Linked DNA regions of Homo sapiens: regions 1, 2 and 4 are each linked to region 3. Evidence: chromatin contacts called from ENCODE Hi-C or POLR2A ChIA-PET data. All regions are on one chromosome and are shown on one strand. Each heading gives the region's core, a stretch centred on a gene start or an enhancer-like site at or near the end of the contact. The rest is flanking DNA. Distances are from core to core; before and after follow the strand shown.

Region 1 (3,920 bases), core at 271-2,770, 2.3 Mb before region 3:
ATAACAGGTTGATTACTAGTTACCTTCTAACATTGGGCACCATAAAAGTACTGATATTTTTCCCGATTTAAAGTTAGATGTCTTGTAAGATAATGTTGAGAAATGCAGAAATATGGCCAGGGGTGGTGGCTTATGCCTATAATCCCAGCACTTTAGGAGGCCAAGGCGGTTGGATCACCTAAGGTCAGGAGTTCAAGACCAGCCTGACCAACATGGAGAAATCCCGTCTCTACTAAAAGTACAAAAAATTAGCCGGGCGTGGTAGTGCATGCCTGTAATCCCAGCTACTCGGGAGGCTGAGGTAGGAGAATTGCTTGAACCCAGGAGGCAGAGGTTGCAGTGAGCCAAGACCACACCATTGCGCTTTAGCCTGGGCAACAAGAGTGAAACTCCATCTCAAAAAAAAGAAATGCCGAAATACATGTGGACATGTATGCATGTGATTGTGCTTATATTCACTCAGTTTCCCACACCACAGAAGAAAACAGGTAACCACAGCCTGAACATTAGAGTCGAGGTCAAATAGCAAAATAAGTTTGCCTTTAATCTATTTTCTTCCTATGTAAACATTAAAGGTCAAGACTGTGAACAGATCTGAAGACATAGTTTTTTTTCTCCTGTGGCCCATCATCCTTTGCTCACTGTCTGATCTCTGAAAGAAAGATGGGCAACAGGTGGTAAGCAGTGGTTTACCTGTGATTTATTCCTGCTGCCATCAGCTTTTTCTATAGCCACTATTTGTTTCACCCTCGGAACTGAAAAGAGACGTTGATAAATAGAGGCTGTCCCCTCACCTGTGGCAGAAAAGGGGTGTTCAGGCCCTCCACCCCCACTGACATCACAGCTGTACTTCAATGTGGCAGCTATTGGCCATGTGTGGCTCCTGGGTGCCTGGAATGTGGCTGGTCTGAACTGCGATGTGCTAGAAAGGTAAAATACAGAATTAGTTTCAAAGATTTTGTTTCAAATGTATTTATATTTCATTAATAATTACATATTGCTCACATATTAAAATGAAAATATTTTGAATATATTGGGTTAAATAAATTGCTACAATCAATTCCACTTGTTTCTTCTTTCTTTTTAAAGTTTGGCTACTAGAAAATTTAAAATTCACCTGTGACTCACATTTTATTTCAGAGGATTGCCTGTTCAAAGGACCAGAATACAGGAAGGTCATAAAATCTAAAATTTTAGAACAATTGTTGTTATACTTTGTTCATTTGTGAATAGCCATATAATATATTATTTTTGAATGCATATAAATTGATACACAAGGTAAGGGCAAATACTCTCTGGTGTGAGCCTGGCTCAGCTCAGGAAGGAAGCCCTGTCTGAAAAGGCTGCAGCCTAGGCTGTCACTCGCTCTTCTTTCAGCCCAGCATCTGATCACATCTTCTGTCACTCAGGGCCTGAAAAGAAGGTGCCTTAAATATCATCCAATCAGAGACGCTGGGCTGGGAACCGTCCAATCAGGAACGCAGCTGGTGCGGATAGGGCGGCTTCCGGGATGTGGCGGGGCCTTTGTCTCTCGCTGCAGCCTGAGCTCTAGGTCTTGTTTTCCCTGCTTTGTGTTTTCTGCTCGTGGACGCCCAGCCTCTGTGGCCCTGTGGCCTGCAGGTATTGGGAGATCCACAGCTAAGACGCCGGGACCCCCTGGAAGCCTAGAAATGGTGAGAGTGCCAGGTCCGCCATCCCGAGGGGGAAAGGGGTTGGTTGAAACCGGTGGGAAGCGGCTGTGGCGGGACTCAGGCCTCCCTGTAGTCAGCTCCACAATCTGCGCTCCAGTTCTTTTTGCCCAGCTCGGCCCCAGTTCCTCCAGCCATAAGATGGCGGCTGCGCTGACAGCCGGCCCGGGCGTCCTGTCTCTTCCCTGCGCAGTGACTGTGCCCTGGACTGGAGCCCTCTCTGGGCAGCTCTGCATTCGCAGCACCGCGTCTCTCCCAGATTGAGCAGGGACCACGGGAGGGTTGTCAGGGGAGAATCCTGACTCGGGGTGCGGGTTCATGAAAGAGCTTTGGGCTGTGGGGTTCCCAGTTCCTCTTTTTTTCTGTTAAAAATGTATGGGGGGACGGGCGTGGTGGCTCACGCCTGTAATTTCAGCACTTTGGGAAGCCGAGGCGGGCGGATCATCTGAGGTCAGGAGTTCAAGACCATCCTGGCCAACATGGTGAAACCCCGTCTCAATTTTTAAAAATACAAAAATTAGCCGGGCGTCGTGGCGCGCGCCTGCAATCCCAGCTACTCAGGAGTTTGAGGCAGGAGAATCGCTTGAACCCGGGAGGCGGAGGTTGCAGTGAGCCTACATCGCGCCACTGCACTCCAGCCTGGGCAATAAGAGTGAAACTCCGTCTCAAAAAAAAAAAAAAAAGATGTATAGGAGTCACCGCAAAAATATTAAAGAACTTAAAAAGTGGTTCAAGTATTGTAGAGCACTCAGCTATGGTTTGTAGTTTGTGGTCCATGGGAGGAGCTTGAATAAAAGACTTTTATAAGGTGCATGATAAAAAAATCAAATTAGTAATTGGTTAGGTACAGTTATATAGTCTCTTAATTTGTACGATCGTGTTGGCAATTTTCTGGTTATGTGATCAGAATTTAATTGGCAGTTTATAGTTGGTTAAGCCTGAATTTTGTTTTCCCCGATGTGGTAATTTACTAAAAAATGAAATTTTAGTTAGATTTTTTTAAAAAGGAGGACCCCAGGGACTAGAGCCACCTCAGTCTAATTGCCTGCCACTGAATCATTTTCACAGTCCACAGGGGACTTCTTTTCCCCTGCATTTTTCACATATGTCTCAAGCAGGGTCTCAAGTCTACTTCTTACTCCCTGTTCTTCCAGATTAACTCTGATTTACAGTAAAATACTAAATTTCCAGTGTCATTGACATTCCCAAATGCCACCTTCCCCTCTCTGATACACATTATCAATTATTTGTCCTTTATTGTACATTTTATATTTCAATTAATAATTCTTCCACAAAACATTGGATGGCACTATTTAAAAAATTGTCTTCTGTTTGTAAATATTTCCCATGAGAAGAAAGTGAATAATAATCCCTGACACCATATTGTAAAAAAATCTCTGTGTCTCTTTTCCTTTTATCTTCCCTAGGCACAGAGTTCTTATCAGAATATTGGTGGGTCAAGGTTTCCGTTTGGAGACTTTATGGTGTGATGGGTCATCAGCCACTCTTCAGTTTTTTCCTGGTCCTGGGTTTTCAGTACTGTATGGGGATAAACCAGGATGCCCACCATTGTGGCTATGTTGGCTAGAGTGTCTAGTGAATATCAGCTCCTGGGTCATTTTCTCTCATAGGACAACCTGAGGTATGAAGTGTATCCTATCAAGGGAGCAGGTAGATACCCAGGGTCTGAGTGCAGTCTCCTGGTGTACTCTTCCTTTGAAAAGCTAACTCCTTGAGACATTAAAATTGACTTCACCCAGCTGGGCGCGGTGGCTCACACCTGTAATCCCAGCACTTTGTGAGGCCGAGGCGGGCGGATCGCGAGGTCAGGAATTTGAGACCAGCATGGCCAATATGGTGAAACCCCATCTCTACTAAAAATACAAAAATTAGCCAGGCCTGGTGGCACACACCTGTAATCCCAGCTACTAGGGAGGCTGAGGCAGAAGAATTACTTGAACCCGGGAGGTGGAGGTTGCAGTGAGCCAAGGTCATGCCACTGCACTCTAGCCTGGGTGAAAGAGCGAGACTGTATACAAAAAAAAAAAAAAAAGATTGACTTCACCCAACCCAGCTTCTATTTCTTGGAGACACATTGAGAGAAAAATGCAGAAATAATTTTTACCCCCTGGATTCTCTAAGATTTGTGAAAGAAAAAATAGTATCCCAAAAGACAAAAAAAAGGTCACCCCAGTGAGATGGTGCAAGAACTTGCAAAGTAAAATGCACTTG
Region 2 (3,804 bases), core at 1,238-3,737, 2.7 Mb before region 3:
GAGGCTCCCCAGAAAAAAACTGAGTCTTTAGTAACATCCTGTTGCAGGCTTAATATCAGCCTTAGCTTGGAGTCACTAGGTTCAAGCTTTGATTTCCATGTCAGAGTTATTCACTTGGTTTTTGAAACTAAGTGTTAGAAAAATCCAGGGAAATTACTCAAACACAGTGTTTACATAAGAAGGAAGTGCTTACTTTTTTTTTTTTTTTTTTTGAGACGGAGTCACCCTGTGGCCCAGGCTGGAGTTCAATGGCATGATCTTGGCTCACTGCAACCTCTGCCTCCCCGGTTCAAGACCTTCTTGTGCCTCAGCCTCCCATGTTGTTGGGAATACAGGCGTATGCCACCACACCCGGCTAATTTTTGTATTTTTAGTAGAGATGGGGTTTCATCATGTTGGGCAGGCTGGTCTCAAACTCCTGACCTCAAGTGATCCACTCACCTCGGCCTCCCAAAGTGCTGAGATGACAGGCGTGAGCCACTGCACCTGGCTAAGGTGCTTGCATGTGATACCTCCATAAGAAAAGTAAATATATCTACTTCTTTCAGAAAATATATGTATTATTTTATTATTTATCTTAAAAATAAGTAGGCCTGGTGCGGCAAATCATGCTTGTAATCCCAGCACTTTGGAGGGCCGAGGCAGGTAGATCACGATGTCAGAAGATCACGACCATTTTGGCCAACATGTTGAAACCCCCTCTCTACTTAAAATACAAAAGAATTAGCTGGGTGTGGTGGCACGTGCCTGTAATCCCAGCTACTCAGGAGGCTGAGGCAGGAGAATTGCTTGAACCCAGGAGGTGGAGGCTGCAGTAAGCCGAGATCACGCCACTGCACTCCAACCTGTTGACAGAGCGAGACTCTGTTTCAAAAAAAAAGTAAATAAATAAAATAATGTAGTAAAAAATTAGTCATATGGGAACACTTCTAGAAGGTACCATGTTTCATCACATATAATTTAGCATTTAACTCAGAACTCAACAGGATATAGAACTGAGATATTCACTGTCACAAATTTCCCCTGCAAAAAGAGGAACTAATGTGTTGACGAATCTATGTAACTCATCAATTATCTACCACATTTTCCTGTGGAAATATATTCATTGTCTACAGCCAAAATGGAAGAGAGATTTTCCCTATTTTTTTCCTTGGTAACTAGCATTCCTGGCTAACATACTGAAACTCCATCTCTACTAAAAATACAAAAATTAGCTGGGCGTGGTGTCGCGTGCCCATAGCCCCAACTACTCCAGAGGCTGAAGCAGAAGAATGCTTGAACCTGAGAGGCGGAGGTTGCAGTGAGCCGAGATCTGACACTGCACTCCAGCTCTGGCGACAGAGCGAGACTCCGTCTCAAAAAAAAAAAAATAAAAATAATAAATTGAGGAACATGGGGTACACTTGAGGCCTTGCTTGAGACACATGTGGAAAATGCCAGGGAAAATCAGTCCGCTGTGGCGTGTGAAAATAATTAAGTGGCAGGCAATTAGACTGAAGAAGCTCTAGTCCCTGGATTTCTACCTCAAAAAAAAAAAAATCTAAGCTCATGTGCATTTTTTGGGAAATTACTACATTAGGGGAAACAAAATTCAGGCTTAAGCAACTATAAACTGCCAATTAAACTGTAATTACATAACCAGGAATTTTTTTTTTTTTTTTGAGACGGAGTCTCACTGTCGCGCAGGCTGGAGTGCAGTGGCAAGATCTCAGCTCACTGCAACATCCACCTCCGGAGTTCAAGCGATTCTCTCACTTCTGCCTCCCGAGAAGCTGTGATTACAGACATCTGTCATCACACCCAGCTAATTTTTGCATTTTTAGTAGACATGGGGTTTCCCCATTTGGGCCAGGCTTATCTTGAAGTCCTGACCTCAAGTTATCCGCCTGCCTCGGCCTCCCAAAGTGCTGGGATTACAGGCGTGAACGACTGCGCCCGGCCCCATAAATTTTGAATAGCAGAAAACAGAAACTGTGAACTCCACGGACCAAAGCTCTTCCCATTCATGAACCTGCACCCCGAGTCAGGATTCTCCCCTGACGACCCTCTGGTGGTCCCTGCACATTCTGGGAGAGACGGGAGGCTGCGGTTGCAGAGCTGCCCACGGAGCGCTCCAGGCCAGAGCAGTCACTACGCAGGGAAGACACAGGACGCCAGGGGGCCCGGCTGTCAGCGTAGCCGCCAAATTATGGCTGAACGGGACTGAGGCCGAGCTGGGCAAGGAGAACTCAGGGTGCAGATTGTGGAGCTGACTGCGCAGAGGCCTGAGTCCCGCCACAGCCACTTCCCACCGGTTCCAACCAGCCTATCCCCCTCTCTCGGGATGTCGGACCGGCACTCTCACCATTTCTAGGCTTCCAGGGGCTCCCGGGCGTCTTAGCTGTGGATCTCCCAATACCTGCAGGACACAGGGCCACAGAGGCTGGGCCTCTAGGAGCAGAGGACACACAGCAGTGAAGACAAGACCTGGAGCTCCGGCTGCAGAGACAAAGGCCCCGCAAAACCCGGAAGCCTTCCGCTTCACTCTGGCTGCGTGCCTGATTGGACGGCTTCCAGCCCAGCGTCCCTGATTGGATAATGCTTAAATCCCCGCCCCCTCAGGCCCTGAGTGACAGAAGATATGATCAGATGCTGGGTTAAGTGAACAAAGAGTGCCAGCCTAAGCAGCTGGCTTTTCAAACAGTGCTTCCTCCCTGAGCTGAGCCAGGCCCACCCCAGAGCATGGGAATATTTTATCTCTTGTTTACTCTCTTTCTTGTTGAATGTATTAAAAAGGTGAACAGAAGTATTTTGCTGTCATTAATAATACATAAAATTTTTGTTCAACAGAAAATCAACTTTTACTTTGGTAATGGTAAAATCTATTAAAGCTAATTTTAATAAAACCTTATAAATAAATCAAATTTGTCATTTTTGAGCACTCCAGATTTACATATATATTTTGTAATATCTCGTAATTTTAAAAAACTATTTATATTTTATTTTTGTCCACATTCTTTTTATTTTTTCAATTTGAAACAATCTTTAATTTCCAACAGCTATAGGAGATAGAAATCATTTAGAGGCAGGCACGGATAGTTCACGCTGGTAATTCCAACACTTTGGGAGGCCAAGGTGAGCAGATCACTTGAGGTCAGGAGTTCAAGACAAGCCTAGCCAACATGGTGAAACCCCATCTCTAATAATAACTAATAAATAATAATAATAACTAATAATATAAAAAGTTACCTGGGTGTGGGGGTGCACATCTGTAGTCCCAGCTACACCGGAGGCTGAGGCAGGAGAATCACTTGAAGCCAGGAGGCGGAGGTTGTGTAACAGCCCAAGGGGTTTATTTTACCCTTTGCCTAGACAGAGCCGATTCATCAAGACAGGGGAATTTGTGGAGGAAAAGTCACATATTAAATCTGAACTCAATTGAATGTGGACACAAACAATTGTCACCAAGTCCCAGAACAGGTTGTGTGAGCCCCTGAGGTGTTCATCCAGCGCTGTATTGAAGAAATCTCTATTTCAATCTATTCCTATATATTAGTTGTTGAAAAACAATAGACAATCACAAAAAAAGGTTGACCTTTTTGTGTTCCTTGAGGCAAGTCGTGAAGGGCTCTCATCACTGGGCCTTATGCCAAACAACTCGTTACAAAAGAGCTAAGGTCCCAGACCGCCCTGAAGCTTCATAAGACCTCTCCTTGTCTGTGTACGATGGACGGGTGGCTGACTCTAGAGCTGTGGCTGTTGCCTCCCTCTCTGGTGGTGAATCCCCCATAGTCTGGTGAGGGAAAATATATATATATATATATA
Region 3 (4,187 bases), core at 1,005-3,504:
ATACAGTGTCAGGGGATTACTCTTTGCTTTCTTCTCATGGAAAATATTTAAAAACAGAAAACAAATTTTTAAAATGTTTTCAATGTGTTGTCAGTAAATAATTAAAATACAGTATGAAAAATATACACTAAAGGACAAATAGTTCATAATGTGAATTAGGGAAAGAAAGTTGACAGTTCCTTGAAGTAAAGTACTAAATTTTCAGTTCTCGAGATTGTCAGAACTGGAAATTTAGTATGTATTTTTACTTCAAGCCAGAGTTAGGCTGGAGGTAAGGAGAACTGGGGGATACACGGGAGACCCTGCTTGGAACACACGTAAAAAATGCGGGGAAAATCAGTCCTCTGTGGAGTGTGAAAATAGTTAAGTGCCAGGCAATTAGTCTGAGGTGGAAATCTAGGCCCTGGATTCTTGCTTTGAAAAAAAATCTAACTCAAATGCATTTTTTTTTTTTTTGTAAATTACTACATTAGAGGAAACAAAATTCAGGCTTAACCGACTATAAACTGTCAATTAAGCTCCAATTACACAACCAGGAAATTTGTACGTTCAAGGTGGAAAATAAGAAACTGAGGCAGGGAGCACTGACTCATGCCTGTAATCCTACCACTTAGGGAGGCTGAGGCCGGTGGATCACCTGAGGTCAAAAGGTCGAGACCAGCCTGGCCAACATACTGAAACTCTGTCTCTACTAAAAATACAAAAATTAGCCGGGCATGGTGGTGGGCGCCTGTAATTCCAGCTACTTGGGAGGCTGAGGCAGGAGAATCACTTGAACCCGGGAGGTGGAGGTTGCAGATCGTGCCACTGCACTCCAGCTTGGGCGTCAGTGCAGGACTCCGTCTCAAAAAAACAAAACAAACAAACAAACAAAAAAAACTAAGAAGAAGAAAAGAGGAGAGAAACAAACAAACAAAGACAGGAAGACAGAAAGAATATAACTGTACCTAACCAATTATTGAATTTGGGATTTTTGCATCATGCACCTTATCAAAGTCCTTCAAGCCCCTCTTATAAACCAAAAACTACAACCCATAGGGGTGCTCTAAAATTTTTGAACCACTCTTTGATTAAATTATTTAATATTTTTGCAGAGACTGCCTTTTTTTTTTTTTTTTCTAGACAGAGTCTTCTTACTCTGTCGCCCAGGCTGGAGTGCAGTGGCGCGATCTTGGCTCACTGCAACCTCCTCCCAGGTTCAAGCGATTGTCCCGCCTCAGCCTCCCGAGTGGCTGGGATTACAAGCATGCGCCACTATGCCCGGCTTTTTTTTTTTGAGACAGAGTCAAGCTCTGTCACCCAAGCTGGACAGCAAATGGCGTCAGCTCGCCTCACTGCAACCTCCGCCTCCCGGGTTCAAGCGATTTTTCTGCGTCAGCCTCCTGAGTAGCTGGGATTACAGGACCGCGCCACCACGCCCGGCTAATTTTTTGTATTTCTAGTAGAAACGGGGGTTTCACCATGTTGGTCAGGCTGGTCTCGAACTCCTGACCTCGTAATCCGCCCACCTCGGCCTCCCAAAGTGCTAGCATTATAGGCGCAGGCCACTGTGCCAGACTAATTTTTATATTTTTAGTAGAGATGGGGTTTCGCCATGTTGGCCAGGCTGGTCTCGAACTCCTGGCCTCGGGTGATCCGCCCGCCTCGGCCTCTCGAAGTGCTGGGATTACAGGCGTGAACCAAAGCGCCCGGCCTGCCATAAATTTTTAATAGGGGGAAAGATGAACTGGAAACGCAGCGGACTAAAGCCCTTCCCATTCATGAACCCGCTCCCCGAGTCAGGATTCTCCCCTGACTACCCTCCCTTGGTCCCTGCACAATCTGGGAGAGACGCTGCGCTGCGGGAGCAGAGCTGCCCAGAGAGGGCTCCAGGTCAGGGCACAGTCACTGGGCGGGGAAGAGACAAGACGCCCGGGGGCCGGCTGTCAGCGAAGCCGCCATCTTATGGCTGAAGGGGACTGAGGCCCAGCTGGGCAAGGAGAACTCAGGGCGCAGTTTGTGGAGATGACTGCGGGGAGGCCCGAGTCCGCCACAGCCACTTCCCACAGGTTTCAACCAGCCCCTCCCTCTCTCTCCGGATGTCGGAGCCGCCACTCTCACCATTTCTAGGCTTCCAGGGGAGGCCCTGGCGTCTTAGCTGTGGATCTCCCAATGCTTGCAGGTCAGAGGGCCACAGAGGCTGGGCCTCTAAGAGCAGGGGACACAAAGCAGGGAAGACGAGACCAAGCGCTCCAGCTGCAGCGAGAGACAAAGGCCCCGCCAAATCCCGGAAGCCGCCCTGTCCGCTCCAGTTGCGTGCCTGATTGGACGGTCCCCAGCTCAGGGTCCCTGATTGGAAAACGTCTAAGGCCCAGCCCCTTCAGGCCTTAAGTGACAGAAGACCTGACCAAACGCTGGACTGAATGAAGAAAGAGTGACAGCCTAAGCTGCAGCGTTTTCAGGCAGGGCTTCCTCCCTGAGCTTAGCCCACCCCGGAGGGTATTTGCATTTGACCTCGTGTATGAGGTTTCATGTATTTATAAATAACATACTATACGGCTATTCACAAATGAAAAATATATAATAACAATAATTTTAAAATTTCAGTTTTTATGATCTTCCTGGCTTCTGGCATTTGAGCAAGCAGCCTGAGACTTTTTTAAAAAGGCAATCCTCTGAAATAAAATATAAGCCACATGTGAATTTTGAATTTTCTAGTAGCCAACTTTAAAAAGAAACAAGAAAAAGGTGGAGTTGATTGTAACAATTTAACTTACCCAATATATCCAAAATATTATCAGTTTAATATGTGAGCAATAATTATATATGTATATACATGTATATGTATGTATATATGTATATATGTGTGTATATATGTATATATGTATGTGTGTATATATGTATATATATGTGTGTGTGTATATATATATACATATATATATATATATATATATATATATATATATATATCACTAAATCTTTGAAACTCACTCTGTATTTTACCATTCCAGCACATCGCAGTTTAGACCAGCGACATTCCAGGCACCCAGGAGCCACACGTGGCCAATAGCTGCCATATTGAAGTGCAGCTGCGATGTCAGCTGAGTGAAGGGCCTGGACATCAGAGGTGGGGGAAAGCCTCTTCCTACCAACATCTCTTCAGTTCCCAGGGTGGAACAGATAGTGGCCATAAAAGAGCAGAAGGCAGCAAGAATAAAATAACCACACATAGACCACTGCTGGCCACCTGTTGACCACCTTCCTTCCAGATTAAACAGTGAACAACAAGTGATGGGGTGACAGGAGAAGTAAACTCTATGTCTTCATATCTGTCCAGTCTTTTTTGAGACAGACTTTCACTCTTATTGCCCAGGCTGGAGTGCAGTGAAGTGCAATGGCAGGATCGCGGCTCACCACAACCTCCACCTCCCAGGTCCAAGCAATTCTCCTACCTCAGCCTCCCAAGTAGCTGGGATTACAGGCACGTGCCACCACACCCAGCTAATCTTTTGTATTTTTATTAGAGACAGGGTTTCTCCATGTTGGTCAGGCTGGTCTTGAACTCCCGACTTCCGGTGATCTGCCGGCTCCCACCTCCCAAAGTGCTGGAATTACAGACGTGACCCACCACGCCCGGCCTTTTTTTTTTTTTTTTGAGACAGACTTGCTCTGTCACCCAGGCTGGAGTGCAGTGGCACGATCTTGGCTCACTGCAACTTCCACCTCTTGGGTTCAAGCAATTCCCTGCCTCAGTCTCCTGAGTAGCTGACATTACAGGCGCCCACCACCACGCCGAGCTAATTTTTGTATTTTTAGTAGAGACAGAATTTCTCCATCTTGGCCAGGCTGGTCTTGAACTACCGACCTCATGATCCACCCGCCTCAGCCTCCCAAAGTGCTGGGATTACAGGCATGAGCCCAGCCTTGTCCACAGTCTTGACCTCCAATGTTTATATATGAAGAAAACAGATTAAAGGCAAACTTATTTTGCTATTTGACCTTGGCCCTAATGGTCAGGCTGTGGTTATCTGTTTTATTTTGTGGTGTGGGGGGGTCTGTGTAAGTACAAATCACATGCATAAATGTCTACGTGTATTTCTGCATTACTCAGCATTATCTTACAAGACATCCAACTTTCTTTTTATTTATTTATTTTGAGACAGAGTCTCACTCTGTTACCCAGGCTGGAGTGCAGCAGCGCAATGCGA
Region 4 (3,727 bases), core at 1,123-3,622, 2.5 Mb before region 3:
AGTTACTCGCAGTTCATCAGGCCCATCCCATATAGGCCATAGATCCAGGGCCAGTTGCACTGCTTGTTTAGCTTGTTCAAAAGCCATGCTGTCTTTCTCTCCACAGTGAGAGTCATACCTTTTTCTAGTGGCTGCATTCAGATGTTGTAAAATGTTACCCAAGTAAGGAATATGATGTGTTCAGAATCCAAACAAGTCAATACATTTCTGGGCCTCCTTCTTAGTGGTAGGGGTTGCAAATTATAGTATTTTAGCCTTAGCCTTTGGTGAAGTGGACTGTTTCTTTGCATTCCATAGGATGCCAAAGAATTTTACACTTTGTGCGGATCCTTAATTTTACTAGGCTTAATTTCCCATTTTTGAGATAGGAACTGGGTTTTTACATGCTCTAAGCCCCGGCTGACTAGTTCTTCAGTTTTACCCTGATTGGGCCACCTGGACAGCTGCTTTTTTCAGCAATAGGCTGATAGCTTTGAGCCTGATCAGTCAAGACATTGACTGGCATTGGGCCAGGGCCAGTCCGGAAGTCAGATTAGCATTTTCCTTTTCCAGCTTATATTTCTCTTGTAGCAACCAGCCCCTATCTTGACACATTAACTTATAAGCAGCAATCAAACACTATCCACTTTGTGAGATTCCCTCAGCATCTCCTTTGGTGACTGGAATCCCCTGCAGCACTTCACGCACAGTCAAAGGTTTAAATTGCACTAATTTAGATTCCCAATTCCCACAAAGGCCAGTTCCCCTGAACCATTCAATCACAAAGAAGGAGAACTGGGAGTGATCCCATCTCAGGATATGGGAAATCCTTGAGCCTCCAGCCCTATCCTTCTGGTCAAAAAGGGGCCCACTTTTGTTTTCAAATCCTGTTTGTGATGCCAAAAATGTTCTGTATGGGAAACGTGGGAGAGGAGAAGAAAAGACATACATACAATAACTTTAATGGTAAACAAGCTTTAACCCACATCAATATCAATGCAGACAGAATAAACTAATGATATAATAAGCAAATGATATAATAAGCAAATAAATATAATACACAGATTGATATAATAAGCAAATTGCAGTAAGAAGAGGAGATGGGAAAAGATATATATATATATTTACCCTCACTAGACTATGGAGGATTACCAACTGAGTAGGAAGAAACAGCCCAGGCTCCAGAGTCGGCCACCCATTCATGCACAGACAAGGAGTCTCATGAAGCTTCAGGGTGGTCTGGGACCCTAGCTCTTTTGTAACGAGTTGTTTGGCATAAGGCCCAGTGAGGAGGGCCATTTGGGACTTGCCTCACGGAACACAAAAGGGTCAAGTTGTTTTTGTGATTGTCTATTGTTTTTCAACAACTAATGTATAGTAATAGAATGAAATAGACATTTCTTTGATACAGCTCTGGATGAACACCTCAGGGGCTCACAACCAGGACCTGTTCTGGGACTTGGTGACCATTGTGTCCACGTTCAATTGAGTTCAAATTTAACATTTAACTTTTCCTCCATAAATTCTCCTGTCTTCATGAATTGGCTCTGTCTAGGCAAAGGGCAAAATGAACCCCTTGGGCTGTTACATAACCTCCACCTCCTGGGTTCAAGTGATTCTCCTGCCTCAGCCTCCGGAGTAGCTGGGACCACAGATGTGCACCACCATACCCAGCTAATTTTTTACATTGTGAGTAGAGATGGGGTTTCACCATGTTGGCCAGGCTAGTCTTGAACTCCTGACCTCAAGTGATCCACCCACCTTGGCCTCCCAAAGTGTTGGGATTACTGGCATGAGCTACCTGTGCCTGACCCTAAATTATTTCTATCTCTTATAGCAGTTTGAAATTACTTAAAGGTTGTTTCAAGTTGAAAAAATAAGAAGAATGTGGATAAAAATAAAATATAAATAGATAAAAAAATTACAGGGATTACAAAATATATATGTAAATCTGGAGTGGTCAAAAATGACAAATTTGATTTATTTATAAGGTTTTATTAAAATTAGCTTTAATCGTTAATACACTATTACCAAAGTAAAAGCTGATTTTCTCTTGAACAAAAATTTTATGTATTATTAATATGACAGCAAAATACTTCTGTTCACCTTTGAATACATTCAACAAGACAGAGAGTAAAAAAGAGATAAAATGTTCCCATGCTCTGGCATGGACCAGGCTCAGCTCTGGGAGGAAGCCCTGCCTGAAAAGGCTGCAGCTTAGGCTGTCACTCTTTTCTTCACTCCGCCCAGCAGCTGATCACATCTTCTGTCACTCAGTGTCTGAGGGGGCGGGACCTTAAGCATTAGCCAATCAGAGGCGCTGGGCTGGAAACCGTCCAATCAGGCACGCAGCTGGAATGAACAGGACGGCTTCCGGATTTGGCGGGGTCTTTGTCTCTCCCTGCAGCTGGAGCTCCAGGTCGTCTGTTCACTGCTCTCTGTCTTCTTCTCCTAGAGGCCCAGCCTCTGTGGCCCTGTGTCCTGCAGGTATTGGGAGATCCACAGCTAAGACGCCAGGACCCCCTGGAAGCCTAGAAATGGTGAGAGTGCCGGTCCAGCATCCCGAGAGAGGTGAAGTGTCTGTGGCGGGACTCAGGCCTCCCCTCAGTCAGCTCCACAATCTGCACCCCGAATTCTCCTTACCCAGCTCTGCCTCAGTCCCATTCAGCCATAAGATGGCGGCTACGCTGACAGCCTGGCCCCCGGGCGTCCTGTCGCTTCCCCGCGCAGTGACTGTGCCCCTGGCCTGGAGCGCTCTGTGGGCAGCTCTGCACCCGCAGTGCCGTGTCTCTCCCAGATTGTGCAGGGACCACCGGAGGGTCTTCAGGGGAGAATGCTGACTCGCGGTGCGGGTTCATGAATGGGAAGAGCTTTGGTCTGTGGGGTTCACAGTTTCTCTTTTCTGCTATTAAAATTGTATGGGGCCGGGCGCGGTCGTTCAAGCCTGTAATCCCCGCACGTTGGGAGGCCGAGGCGGGCGGATCACTTGAGGTCAGGAGTTGAAGACCAGACTGACCAAAATGGGGAAACCCCTTGTCTACTAAAAATACAAAAATTAGGTGGATATGTTGGCGAATGTCTGTAGTCCCAGCTTCTCGGGAGGCAGAAGTGAGAGAATCGCTTGAACCCGGGAGGCGGAGGTTGCAGTGAGCTGAAATCCTGCCACTGCACTCCAGCCTGGGCGACAGAGCAAGACTCTTGTCTAAAAAAAAAAAAAAAAAAAAAAAATTATGGGAGTCACTGCAAAAATATCAAACAATTTAATCAAAGAGTGATTCAAGAATTGTAGAGCACCCAGCTATAGTTTGTAGTTTGTGGTCCATGGGAGAGGCTTGAAGAAAAGACATTTATAAAATGCATGATGAGGAAAACCAAATTCAATAATTTGTTAGGTTTAGTAATGTAGTTTCTTAATTTGTACAATCAAGGTGGAAATTTCCTGGTTATGTAATTAGAGCTTAATTGGCAGTTTATAGTTGCTGAAGCCTGAATTTTGTTTCCCCTAATGTAGTAATTTGCCAAAAAATGCACTTGAGCTTAGATTTTTTTTTTTTTTTTTTTTTAGAAATAGAAATCCGGGGACTAGAGCCTCTTCAGTCTAATTGCCTGCCACTTAATTATTTTCACATCCCACAGGGGACTGACTTTCCCTGGCATTTTTCACATGTGTCCCAAGCAGGGCCTCAAGTGTCCCCCATGTTCCTCAATTAATTATTATTATTATTATTATTTTTTGAGACGGAGTCTT

What was found. A loop is a pair of places that touch in the nucleus more often than their neighbours do. ChIA-PET counts read pairs that join two places held with the same protein, here RNA polymerase II (POLR2A). Pooled maps may share reads with other maps.
Region 1: a loop to region 3 is called in a pooled map, with 11 times the contacts of the local background. The contact joins the promoter of ZNF85 here to the promoter of ZNF724 in region 3. A Hi-C loop is called at or near these places in 1 of 37 single-sample maps with no recorded cell type and 6 of 50 pooled maps. POLR2A ChIA-PET finds 5 or more read pairs at or near these places in 1 of 52 experiments (common myeloid progenitor, CD34-positive).
Region 2: a pooled map shows a loop between it and region 3 (12-fold over the local background). The contact joins the promoter of ZNF737 here to the promoter of ZNF724 in region 3. A Hi-C loop is called at or near these places in 6 of 50 pooled maps. POLR2A ChIA-PET finds 5 or more read pairs at or near these places in 3 of 52 experiments (T-cell, activated CD4-positive, alpha-beta T cell and naive thymus-derived CD4-positive, alpha-beta T cell).
Region 4: a loop to region 3 is called in a map of ascending aorta, with 6 times the contacts of the local background. The contact joins the promoter of ZNF66 here to the promoter of ZNF724 in region 3. A Hi-C loop is called at or near these places in 2 of 168 maps with a recorded cell type or tissue (ascending aorta and naive thymus-derived CD4-positive, alpha-beta T cell), 1 of 37 single-sample maps with no recorded cell type and 10 of 50 pooled maps.

What each region holds. Positions count from the first base shown.
Region 1 is chr19:20,921,731-20,925,650 of GRCh38, forward strand. ZNF85 (zinc finger protein 85) reads left to right here and starts at 1,521. Exons shown (of 4, transcript NM_003429.5): 1 at 1,521-1,673. The coding sequence starts at 1,671.
Region 2 is chr19:20,563,294-20,567,097 of GRCh38, forward strand. ZNF737 (zinc finger protein 737) reads right to left here and starts at 2,488. Exons shown (of 4, transcript NM_001159293.2): 1 at 2,345-2,488. The coding sequence starts at 2,347. The region is part of intron 2 of LOC105372316 (a long non-coding RNA gene); the gene reads left to right. RefSeq lists enhancers at 1,921-2,080, 2,291-2,340.
Region 3 is chr19:23,248,140-23,252,326 of GRCh38, forward strand. ZNF724 (zinc finger protein 724) reads right to left here and starts at 2,255. Exons shown (of 4, transcript NM_001355404.2): 1 at 2,101-2,255. The coding sequence starts at 2,103. RefSeq lists an enhancer at 1,876-2,165 and a silencer at 2,296-2,355.
Region 4 is chr19:20,773,932-20,777,658 of GRCh38, forward strand. It overlaps ZNF66 (zinc finger protein 66), which reads left to right and starts at 2,373. Exons shown (of 4, transcript NM_001355197.2): 1 at 2,373-2,519. The coding sequence starts at 2,517.